3 separate regions of the Homo sapiens genome follow, and regions 1 and 3 are each linked to region 2. A link is a contact called in ENCODE Hi-C or POLR2A ChIA-PET data. All regions are on one chromosome and are shown on one strand. The core of a region is the stretch at or near the end of the contact, and the rest is flanking DNA. Distances in the headings are between cores, read along the strand shown. Region 1 overlaps PIK3AP1 (phosphoinositide-3-kinase adaptor protein 1). Region 2 holds the start of PDLIM1 (PDZ and LIM domain 1). Region 3 holds the start of LCOR (ligand dependent nuclear receptor corepressor).

What was found. Hi-C counts contacts between places; a loop is a spot of excess contacts on that map. ChIA-PET counts read pairs that join two places held with the same protein, here RNA polymerase II (POLR2A). Pooled maps may share reads with other maps.
Region 1: a loop to region 2 is called in a map with no recorded cell type, with 7 times the contacts of the local background. The contact joins the enhancer-like site here to the promoter of PDLIM1 in region 2. A Hi-C loop is called at or near these places in 4 of 37 single-sample maps with no recorded cell type and 2 of 50 pooled maps. POLR2A ChIA-PET finds 5 or more read pairs at or near these places in 1 of 52 experiments (OCI-LY7).
Region 3: a loop to region 2 is called in a pooled map, with 9 times the contacts of the local background. The contact joins the promoter of LCOR here to the promoter of PDLIM1 in region 2. A Hi-C loop is called at or near these places in 1 of 37 single-sample maps with no recorded cell type and 3 of 50 pooled maps. POLR2A ChIA-PET finds 5 or more read pairs at or near these places in 1 of 52 experiments (activated B cell).

What each region holds. Positions count from the first base shown.
Region 1 is chr10:96,694,102-96,697,996 of GRCh38, reverse strand. The region is part of intron 2 of PIK3AP1 (phosphoinositide-3-kinase adaptor protein 1); the gene reads left to right. Among named protein-coding and RNA genes, the nearest start is that of PIK3AP1, 24 kb to the left of the region's middle. RefSeq lists a silencer at 2,439-2,488. Within about 2 kb of position 2,521, at least 5 of the 41 ENCODE cell types and tissues checked have a DNase peak (open chromatin) inside an H3K27ac peak, as active enhancers do; they include OCI-LY7, where a contact is called at or near this core.
Region 2 is chr10:95,288,698-95,292,485 of GRCh38, reverse strand. It overlaps PDLIM1 (PDZ and LIM domain 1), which reads left to right and starts at 1,483. Exons shown (of 7, transcript NM_020992.4): 1 at 1,483-1,666. The coding sequence starts at 1,571. RefSeq lists silencers at 1,126-1,205, 1,256-1,645, 1,696-1,795, 1,816-1,925 and an enhancer at 2,647-2,966.
Region 3 is chr10:96,830,252-96,833,742 of GRCh38, reverse strand. It overlaps LCOR (ligand dependent nuclear receptor corepressor), which reads right to left and starts at 1,445. Exons shown (of 8, transcript NM_001346516.2): 1 at 1,344-1,445; 2 at 264-337. LOC102723665 (a long non-coding RNA gene) reads left to right here and starts at 1,285. Exons shown (of 1, transcript NR_135921.1): 1 at 1,285-3,111. RefSeq lists enhancers at 1-205, 206-921, 922-1,636, silencers at 383-622, 663-722, 763-1,482, 1,493-1,542, 1,563-1,862 and a cis regulatory region at 2,898-3,097.

The DNA of each region.
Region 1 (3,895 bases), core at 1,272-3,771, 1.4 Mb before region 2:
GTTGATATGGAAAGTCTGCCAGGATTTATAAAAAGAAAAAACTAAGATACAGAAGAATGTGTATAGTATAATGTGATTTAGGTATGTTTTAAAAAGAAATATATTTATGTTGGTATATGCATTACTTTTTTTCCTGAAAGGATATACAAAAAACTGTTGATAGTGGTTACCTTTGGGTGGATGGAGGACATTTGGAACTTTTTGTTTTAGACATTTCTCCAGTGTTTTAATTTTTCTGTGTTCATGTGTTACTTTTTGTTGTTTGTTTGAGACAGGGTCTTGCTCTGTTGCCCAGGCTAGAGTGCAGTGGCACCATCATAGCTCACTGAAGCCTCAACCTTCCAGGCTCAAGCGATCCTCTCATCTCAGCCTCTTGAATAGCTGGGACCACAGGCATGCACCATCATGCCCGGCTAATTAAAAAAAAAATTTATTTTGTAGAGATAGGATCTCACTATGTTGCCCAGGCTAGTCTCGAACTCCTGGACTGAAGCAGTCCTCCCCTTGTCCTCCCAAAGTGTTGTGATGACAGGCATGAGCCACCACACCCAGCCTGTTTTACTTTTAGTTAGGAATTTTGAAGAGAAAAATGATAGACTCTAGAGGAAGATGTTGGGCTTGCACTCAGATAATCCAAGTAGGGTACACTTCAAGTTAAGTTCGCGTGTACAGACCTGGTGGCCTTTTTCCTTAGCTTCATTAGGGTGATGTGATAAGTGGAAGCAACATGGTATTGGTTTGTGTTATTGCTGTAATGACTGCACCGTCACTCACTCGGGGTGGGCTAATACCTATAACGAGAGAACAGCTACTTATCACGGAGTCATATTTTGACTCTTGTCAAATTTAGGCTGATGTCTTCTTAGGTTACTACAATCTTTATGACAATCAGTAAGAGAATAAGGGTGTGTATTTCCAGATTACAGAAACTGGTTGAGCCACCTGAGGCAATTCACTTGGCCACTCTGTATCTATTTTTGTTCTCTTTAAAATGCTTATGGGAAAAATATGTTGACATCTCAGACATTTACAACCATGAAATTTCTTAATTCCAACTATGTGTGATTTTACATACCTTGCATTTCATTACTGGGTCTCGATCTAATATTTTTCCAAATCCTATCAAGGTATGGTAGTGTATTCACTTCAGCTAACAAATTATCCTTCACAATAGAATTTTAAATGAAACTTTAAATGCATTAATAATAACTTTCTGTTTATGGACATTAGCTCAAGTTGAGTCTTAGGAGTATATCACATTATACCATTATCTGTGTGGATATGAAGGAATGTATGTATTTAACATTTTACATGTACTGTTTACTATGGTCTGCATGAAGATTTATGCATGTGGGTTCATAGAAAGATAATGGGGGCAGAGGAAATGGGGGTAAATATGCATTACAGAATGGGTTTGTTAATTTCCCTGTTATTACAGGATGTTTTCGCAGCTTTTCAATTTGGTTTCCACCAGCCATTCACATGACCCAGAGTAGGTCTGAGATGGCCCAGGAAAGAGGATGATTTAATGCCTTAAATGATTCTTGATCTGCCCATTGGAGAAATTATTGAAACCACAATAGGGCTTGTCATATGGTCTTCATTCTGGGCAGAAAATTTTCAGTTTCAGCCAGTTTGGTAAAATTTAGACTGAAATAGGACAGTTGGTTTTCTAAGACACAGAAAAATTAACAAAATCAGTAATTGATCAAAATTGCCTGTTCTGTGGGGAAAAACTTGGGGACTTTTAAAATTTTCACTGTTTACGTTTAGAAAAACAATACTGGTCTCTTACTGACAATGTTTTATGTGTGGTAGATGCCTAGTAAATGGTGGTTGGATGGATGACTGGAGGAGTGAGTATATTCATGAGTTATTATCCATTTTCCTAACTCTTGGGACCATTTTGAATGTCCCAGTTGCAGAAAAGATGTCCCTCCCATGAGCATCTTATGTAGAGGCTTGATGCCCTTTGGATTGTCAACCATTTCCATGGAGCAAATTTGTCTTCGGTAACATAGGGTGTTTCTAAACAGAAAATTACTCTTCAAGTTCAAACAGGAGCCTACACAGCACATGTATTTTTCTGTGTCCATACTTAAAAATGTGCCAGATACAACAACCTGTCCCACAGAAGAATTAAGTATGCCAGTCTAGGAGCTAGTTAACAATTGGAATTGTTAGTTCCTTGGGATATGTATAGGTCTGTCTCTGCAGAGATTAAATTGGCTGTGTCTTTTTTTTTTTTTAAAGGAGAGCATAAAAGTGAGGCAATCTATAGAGTTTTGGAGGAAACCTCTAGAATTGGGTTAGTCATTTTGGGAATTCCTTGGTACTTTTTCTTCTGGGTTTATAACTTCTGAATATGTGCATCTTCTCCATCACCATTAAGAAGTCAGACCATCTTAGGTTCTTATTTAAGAAAATGCTGGTTGAATATGCCTATTTTGTCTACCAGCTTGCCAGTTTCACAGACTGCTGGTTTACTCTCCAACATCTGATAACACAGGAAATAGCGGGGGAGGCTGATGATGAAATGAAAATGCTCTACTTTTAAATTAGACTAAAATAAGTTTCTTTTTACATGTACAGCTAATGTTTGAGGCTGTAGTTGCAGTTAAAGCTTGCAATAAGATAGGAAGGACGTTCATCATAACTAGCAGATAGAATAATATTAGCACTAGCAGTTGACTCGGCTTTTAGAGCATGTGAAATGTGGGAAAACATTTCTGTTGCAGGATCTGGCATTTAGTATTCCAAACAGAACCAACCTGTTAACTTGTTCTGAACCAGGGTTTTCCTTTTATTTTCTAAAATTTTCTGAATATCCTTGCTCAAAGCCTGAGTTTGTTGCCAGAAAAGATCTCTGACTGTGATTGTGTTTTTGTGTTATAGATTTTTTTCTGGAAAAATGTAATGCTGAAATAACTGTATAGTTATTTGGCAGACTAAATATTTATTTTTATTTTGTAGTCACTTGAATTAGGAATCCCCGTAGGTTATAGAAATCCTTTAAAACAGTGTTTTGCCCTAGTCTTTCCCATGGTCCGGGGCATGCATGTGATTAAAACTTGCCCATACTCTGCAAAACAATCTAGCTTTAGAGTCTTTGATGGGGAAACAGAGGCAAGAAGCCATTGAGTCAACAAGATGGAAATATGGAATATGAACATTAGAAAAGGGCCAGTGCAGCACTTTGGGAGGCTGAGGCGGGAGGATTGCTTGAGCCCAGGAGTTTGAGACCAGCCTGGGCAATATAGCAAGACCTCCATCTCTACAAAAATAAAGTAAAATAATTATCTAGGCGTGGTGGCATGCACCTGTGGTCCCAGCTACTTGAGAGACTGAGGTGGGAGGATCGCTTGAGCTCAGGAATCCAAGACTTCAGTGAGCTAGGACAGCCCCACTGCACTCCAGCCTAGGCAACAGAGGGAGACCCTGAAAAAAAAAAAAAAAAGAAAGAAAGGAGGGAGAGAAGGGAAGCGAAGGGGAGGGGAAGGGAGGGGAGGGGAGGGAAGGGAAAAGGAAACTTTGGGATCATCTGGACTAATCCCTTTAGTTTAAAATGAACAAAGTAGGACCCAGAGGGGTTAGATGACTTGCCCAGTATTACACAGTTAGTGGCATAGATGAGACTGTAAATTTATGTTTATATTCATCAAATATTTATTGAGTTTATGGAGTGTCTGCCATGGGTGCAGCACTGTGCAAGATCCAGGGGAGACTTGATGAAAAAGTCAGATGCACCCCCTGCCATTGTGAAGTTTATGTGTCCTAGCAGGAGAGGGACACTAAACAGTGTTACCCTATTACTTAATGCCAGGAGTATCCAGAGGTATGAAGGATGCTCCCTTTGAATCATAAAGCAGACCTGAGATATCATGGGGGCCTCTTT
Region 2 (3,788 bases), core at 234-2,733:
AAATGATGCTCAGAGATGACCTCAGAAAATGACATTTGCATTTTTTTTATTTTTTAGTTTTTGAGATAGGGTCTCACTCTGTCACCCAGGCTGGAGTACAGTTGCACGACCACAGCTCACTGCAGCCTTGACCTCTCCGGCTCAAGCCATCCTCCCACCTCAGTCTCCCTAGAAGCTGGGACAGGTGTGCCCCACCAAACCTGGTTAATTTTTATTTTTTTAAATTTTTTTGTAGAGACAGGGTCTTGCCGTGTTGCTGGGGCTGGTCTAGAATTCCTGGGCTCAACTGATCCTCCTGACTCAGCCTCCCAAAGTGCCGGGATTCCAGGCGTGAGCCACGTGTCCGGCCCCTAGAAAATGACAGAGAGTGGTGGGGATGTCTGGGAGAACAGCATTGCAGACAGGGCCCTGAGGCAAGGCCCTGAGTTAGGAGCAAGGAGCACAGCCTGGCAGACTGGGGGGCAGGTGAGGAAAGGGCAGGAGGAGTTGGGGTCAGAGAGGGAGTTGGGGCCATTCTAGGGGTGGCCTTGTAGGCATTGTAAGGATCTGGGTTTTCACTGGTGGTGAGGTGGGGACGCCATGGACAGCATGAGAAATGGTCTGGTCCGGCGTGGAGAATGCACTCCACCGGGAGGGCGTCAGGGGGAGCCTGGCTAGGAAGCTGGTGGGAGGCTGGGAATCCAGGTCCCGGACTCAGCTCTTCTTTTGCATTGACTTGGCCCTTGGCCCGCCCCAAACTTGAGGTTTGAACTGTTGAGGTCAGAACCTACCATGAACTCCAGCCTGGAGGAAAGATTTCTAGGAAGGCCTTGAAGTTCAGTTATAACCTGAGTGATGGTCTCATTAGCATTATAAAAGTTCCAGGATGGGGTTCTGCAGCACTGGGCCCGGGCAGTGGTCCAGATGCTGACGAGTGGTGTAGCGTCGGGCAAGTCTTCTCACCTACTGAGCAGACTCAGTTACTTCATCTGTAAAATGGGACTAAACGTCCCGGTTGCCTCAGCATCAAATGAGATCGTTCGAAAGCACCTTTTAAACATCATTACCGATTACAAAAAGCAAATGGGAAGTCGGAGCCGACCTCAGAGGGCTGACTTGGCACAGCACTTCAAATTTCTCGTTTTACAAAGCACGAGGCGCGAGTTTGTCTCGCTGTCAGGACCTGCTTCCCTCTCACCTAGCACCCGCCCCGGGCCCGAGAGCCGCGGTGCGGCCGTGCGTACAGGAGGGAGGGAGGCGGTGTGGGGTCCCGGGCAGAGCTGCTGAGAGCCCCGGCCCCGCATCTGACTCGCGCTCTCTCGGCGGGACTCCGGGCCAGGGCCCCCAGGCCGGCGCGCAGGGCGGGGAGCGGCTGCGGGCGGGAGGACGGGCGGGGCGGCGGGCGGCTACGCGGCCTGGGCGGAGCCGCCCCCGCCCTGGCCCTCGCGGTTGCCCTGCCCCCGCCAGCCCCAGGCTCCCCGGGCCCGCGCCGCGCCGCTCTTTCTCCGACAGCCGCCGGGGGTGCCCTGCAAGCTGTTCCGCGCGTCCTGCCCGTCTGTCCCCGCGGGTCGTCGCCCGCCACAGCCGCGCCATGACCACCCAGCAGATAGACCTCCAGGGCCCGGGGCCGTGGGGCTTCCGCCTCGTGGGCGGCAAGGACTTCGAGCAGCCTCTCGCCATTTCCCGGGTAAGAGCAGCTGGGACGTGCGTGGAAGCGGGGCGCTATGGGAGGTGATATGCGGAGACTGGGGCCCCGCGGGCGCGGTCGGGGACGGAGTCGGAACCGCAGCCGGGCGCGTCCAGGTGCGCTGTTAGTTGAGCGCTCTCCGCGCGCCCGGGCCCCGCCGCTCCCCGCCGCCCCTTCGCGGAGGCTGCGCTCCCGGGCTGGTCGGCCCGCCGCGGGCGCGCTCCGTGTCCGCCAGAAAAAAAGAAGGCAGTTTTCGTTCTTTGGCCCCGGAAGCGCGGCGGGGCGGGTGTTAGTTCTTTGTCAACCAGCGAGGGGACGAGGGTCCCCGCAGATCCCGCGCGCTGGGAGATGGCACTTCTCCCTTCTTCCCAGATCGCAGTGCAGCCGAACGCAACAGGAAAGACCTGGAAAGTGAGGTGGGGTGGGTGGGAAGTTTACTGGGGTGGGGGGCAAGTGGGATTAACCTAAAAAAACAACCGAAACACGCTCTTTGGACTTGACCCACGGCCGAGGCTCGCCCCTCGAATGGCTTTTGGAGAATGTGCTGGATTCGGGAAATAAACACAACAAACAAACTCAAGTAAACCCTCTTGGTCATTCTCCCCTCTGCAGAACGTGGCCCCGCCGTCATTCTTCCTAGCATTCCCAGATTATCTCTTTCCCCTCCCCGCACCAGCCCTTTTTTCTCAGGGCATGAGTAGATACTGCGATGGGGTGTCCACCTGGGGTGGGGTTGAGGTGCTTGAAATCTAAGAGGGGCTTCGGATCTTTAGAAGGACTCACGTTGAATCAGGGGCCACCAGAACCATTGCCCCCCTAATAAAGTGAAACCCCCAGGGAGACCCAGACTCAGTGTTCAGAGGTCTGGGCTTTGGCCATTTAATCTGGCCAAACACAGGTTGATGTCCCACTAAGAGATGTCACGTTCAGTGCTTGGGCACCAAGAAGAGACTCAGTAAGTACCTCGAATGAGGAAAGGGAGAAAAAGAAGTCCCCTTTCTCCCCACCCATGGCCACTCCTTGCCTGTAGGCGGCACATTCCATTCTTGGGCTCATCTGCCTGCTGAAGCTGCCCTTCAGCTTGTCTCCCAGACTTTCTAAACATCCTTCTTTTTCACTTGGGGTTGGGGGAAGGGTGGAGAAGAAAGGGAAATATCCTTATGGATCCTTTTGACTCAAGCTCCTGCGTCCAGCAGCTGAAGGAGTTTGGTGGGAGGTGCAGGAGAAGAATTGGTGGCCTCCTCTTGACTTGTCTGCCAGCCACAGTCCTACCCATGCTTCTTTCCCGGTTGGCCTGGCCCAGTGAGGAGGTCTTCTCTATCTCACCCCCCTAAAAGAGTAGGCGGGCCAGTTTTTGGGCCTTATCTTCCACCTGTTTGCCTCGTCCCACAGAGACCTCTGATTATTCTCAAAGGTACACACTGCCTTTCCAGCCACCAGCCTAATTCCTCAAGCGCAGGAACTGTGCCTTCCCCAGAATCGTCCCCGAGCCTGGTAGCAGACCTGTACCTGGCCGGGCTGGGTAAATCCTTGCAGGCTTATTAATAAATGCTTGTCCAGGGAGGACATTGTGTCTGCACATTTCAACTCGCTTACCTCATAGTCCATTTGTCCCTGTTCTTTGTGTCTATAATTAACCTGTCAGCCCTCTCCACTTCTGAGATTTATATATGACATGAAACCCTTTTTTAAGTAGTGGAGGATGTATTGGCAATCTGTTAAAAGGGCAGTTACTGCCTTTCACTTTAGCTGCTTTTAAAAGTCTTAATGCATGAGTGAATGATGGAATGGGGTGGAAAACACCACACTGTGAATTCATTGGTTTTTACCTTCATATATTCACTCATTTATTATTTATATTATTTATTTATGGCGTGTGCACGTGTTTAATGAGCACGTATCATATTCCAGAAACTGTGCAAACGCCTCAGAAATGAGAGGGCACAGCTCCATTCTCAAGGTGTTCATGGTCTAGTGATGGAAACTAATCTTTATAATGCCCTTGGCAGGTGCTTTAATTGAAAAGTGGAAGTGACTCAGAAGAGGTAACATTTTCATGCTGACAGTAATTTATTTGTTTCTCTTCAGCTCCTTATTAATACATGGAAAAATTGTGAGCCTG
Region 3 (3,491 bases), core at 196-2,695, 1.5 Mb before region 2:
ACGGATAGACTCTCCTAGATTCTGCCGGGAAAGACCTGGTTCCCAAGAATATTCCCCTGGGGGAGAAGGGGCTGGAATTCTGGGCCTCCCCGAGGACTGGGCGTGGGGGACAGCGGACGACGAGAGGGCATCTCCCCACACACCAGCAGCACCGAAGCAAAGACGGGGAAGTAACAATGCTGGAGGACAGGAGAGTCAGACACAAGGATGGACTGGGGCTAGGGGGCGGCGGGCGGAGCGGAGACACCACACGGGCCACTTACTTTTTGGAGGGGGGTTAAATATATGAGTTAAGCCCTTATGGTCCCGCCGGCCGCCGCACAGAGGGAAACGGGACCTTGGGAGAGAAAAACAGACAAAACACACAGTGTGAGAGGCGCAGCTCGGCCGCCCGGCCCCTCCCGGGGCGCCCCCGTCCGCGCTCCCTCCGGCCCGCAGGGAAAAAGCCACCCGAGGGCGGCCCAAGGTCCGGGAGGCGGGGGGCGGACGGGGCATTCGGGCGAGGCTGCGGCTCCGGCCAATCCCCGGGAGGGGACGAGAGCGACCCCCGCCGGGGCTCCTCGGTCGGACCCGGTCCCACCCCCTCCTCCCGCAGCACGACACCGAACACAAATACGCACACACCGACCCGTGCGTCGAGGATTAACTCCCCGGCCACCGCCGCCCGCTGAGGAAGTGCAGCCGCTGCCCCCCGCGGCCATGACACCCCACTTGGCTCGGTCAGGCGCACCCGGGGACTGTGACAGCTCCAGCTCCCTCCGCCCCCATCTCCACCTCACGCTTCGCACACGCCCGAGCGCCGGGCGCCCGCCTGCAGCCCGCCGCGCGTGCACGCAGACCCGGGGGCGCGCCCCGCGCGTGGGGGAGGGGTGGCGCAGGAGGAGGACGGCGGCGGCCACAGCGCGGGTGGGGGCCGAGCACGCCCGCGCCCCTCGCGCCTCCCCCAGTACAGCGGCAGCGCCGCGAGGCGAGTCGCCACAATAAGCCGGCGGCGGCGCCGGGGCGCCGGGCCTGGAGCGGGAGCAGGGGCGGGAGCGGGGAGGGAGGGGAGCGAGCAGGCGGGGATGGAGAGCGGGAGGGGGAGGAACCCGCGCTCCCGCCGAGAGCCAGCCCCGGGGAGGCGCGCGGAGGGGAGGGGCCGGCGCGCGCTCGGCCGAGCAGGGGAGCCCGCCTGGAGGTCGCGCGCGCTCACACTCCGGGGGGTGGGGGAAGGGGGGACGCTCGAGCCAAAGAGGGCGGGCGGGCCGGAGCAGCAATTGCCACTTCCCCAGCTTCCTCCCTGGTCTGGGGCGACCGGCGGCGGGGCGGCCGGAGGGGCGGCGGCGGTCGGCGGAGGGTCTCACCTACACAGTGAATGAGCTTGTGGCGCCACGAATCCAGTTCTTGCCGAAAGCCGCGTCTCTCAACGGAGCATTGCTGCCGCCTACACACCCTCGCCATCTTCTGCCGCCCGCCCGGCCCAGCCTCCGCCGCGGCCCCGCGCACGCCCAGCCGCGTCGCCCGGGGCCGCGCACGCACCCGCGGCCCGGGCGTCGCGCCTCCTGCCGGGGGCGGTGCGGGGGCAGGGCCGGCCTCACCTCACCGTGGCCCCGGCGTGGCCCGGGGGCGGCCTGGGCCCGCTCACCCGCCCCGCGCGCCGCCCGCCGGGCTGCGATCCCGCCGTCCTTCTACGCGGCTGCCGCCGCCTCTGGCCGCCCGGGACGGCGCCTTCCCACAGCCGGAAGTCAGTCCCGCTGGCCCCGCGCCGCCTTCGCACTGTCCCCCAAGGCCACGGCTGCCCCCGCCCTCCCCGGGGCTTTTTGTTTTTTACGCCAGCCCCATTTATCACTTCCAACCTGCCTATCGCCCGGCACCAACTGTTGCAAGTTCCGTAATAACTGCTGCTATGAACTTCTCCGTCGAAACTGCTCCTCCCCAGAGCCTGTTTAAGAAGCAGAAATAAGAATAAATTCCCGGATGCCGGTGGATGCACTGACCTCTAAGATTTTCAAAGGTGAAGTGGATACACGTTATTAAGTCATTGGGAGACATCGCCAACATTGGGAAACCTAGTAAAAAGTGGAAATCGAGCGTTTTAAATAAAAAAAAAAAAAGGTTTCTACTAGCAAGACTGATCGTAGGCGAACTTCTCAAGGAATTTTGGAATATTGTGCCAAAGTGAGAATATTTAATATTTCCAAAAGTAGACTTAACTAGGAATACTTAAAGCAGAGACTATTGGAAATGCTTTAATTTGGGATTTCAGGAAAGGGCTTGAAGAGAAATATTTTATATGAGCAAGCCTCTTGGAATAATTGAATCACCTTAATTTTGTCACTGTTACTTCGAAGAGAACGAGAAGAGAGAAGATGGGAAACGAAAGGAGAAAGGGAAAAGAAATGGGGTGGAAAGAAAAAAGCAGAAGAGATCGCCCTATACCAGTAGGCCTAGTACCCTAGGATTCTGGCCTCTTTCTCCCACCTTTGGTGTTTAAGATTAAGGACAGTGCATTCCTGCTTTTAGAAATTTAAATTTAAGTTTGAAGACTTAATTTTAATTACTGTAGTAGGTAAAGCAAAGTCGTTAAATACTTGACATCAGGATCCCATTGGAGTATTGATTTAGGTCTTTTCAAAGGTGGTGGTCCTGGTTCTCTGCACCAGCCACTGGCGGAATGGCGGAATGGTGTATCTACCAATGAACAGATGGACTGGGTGGGCCTCGGGTACGGGTGGCTTGAGATGCAAATGCAAGGGTAGGAAGGCACCTTCCCCCCCACCACTCCCAGCCCACCCCGCCAATCTTAAAACATTGATCTTTATAAAATTCGCAAACGTCCCACAGGATTTCATTGGCTTAAGAGTATTGTCAAATGAAGACGCCAGGAAGTATTGAGTTTCTGGGTACATAATACTGTCCTGAGTGTTGAAGGAAGAGGACTAATACGAGATTTTAAAAAATGGCTGTGGACAACCATCCTTCAGGTGTGATGGCAGGACATCTTGTATCACCTGAAACTTCCTTTTTTCGCCGCTAGGTGGTGGGTGTGAGTCTTTTGCGGCCTTTAAGTTTCTACGGTGTTTGGAGGAAATACGTTTCAGTTTCAAATAAATGAACAACGTGTAACTCTAAGATGAGTAAATAATCAATGTGTTTTCCAACCACCCCAAGTTAATTTGTTTAAAAAACAATCAAACCAAGGGTAATAATTCCTCGACATAATCTCTTAGTCCCAGACATATGGATTCAGAGAATCCTAGAGGCTTCAGAGATCAATTTTGTAACTTAAGATATGAAATTGGAAGCCCAGACAAGTAAGGTGATTTGACCAAGATTACATAGTTGCTGGGTAGAGAAAGGGCAACAAAAGCCAGGAGACAAGTTTCCCAATTTCCAATTTAATGCTAGTTTTACTACTCTACTCTGAGTTCCAATTTCTGCTTCACTTATTTTGAGTTGGGAACTAACTCATGGTTGACCTATCACAAAGACCTATTTGGAAGAAAGGATAG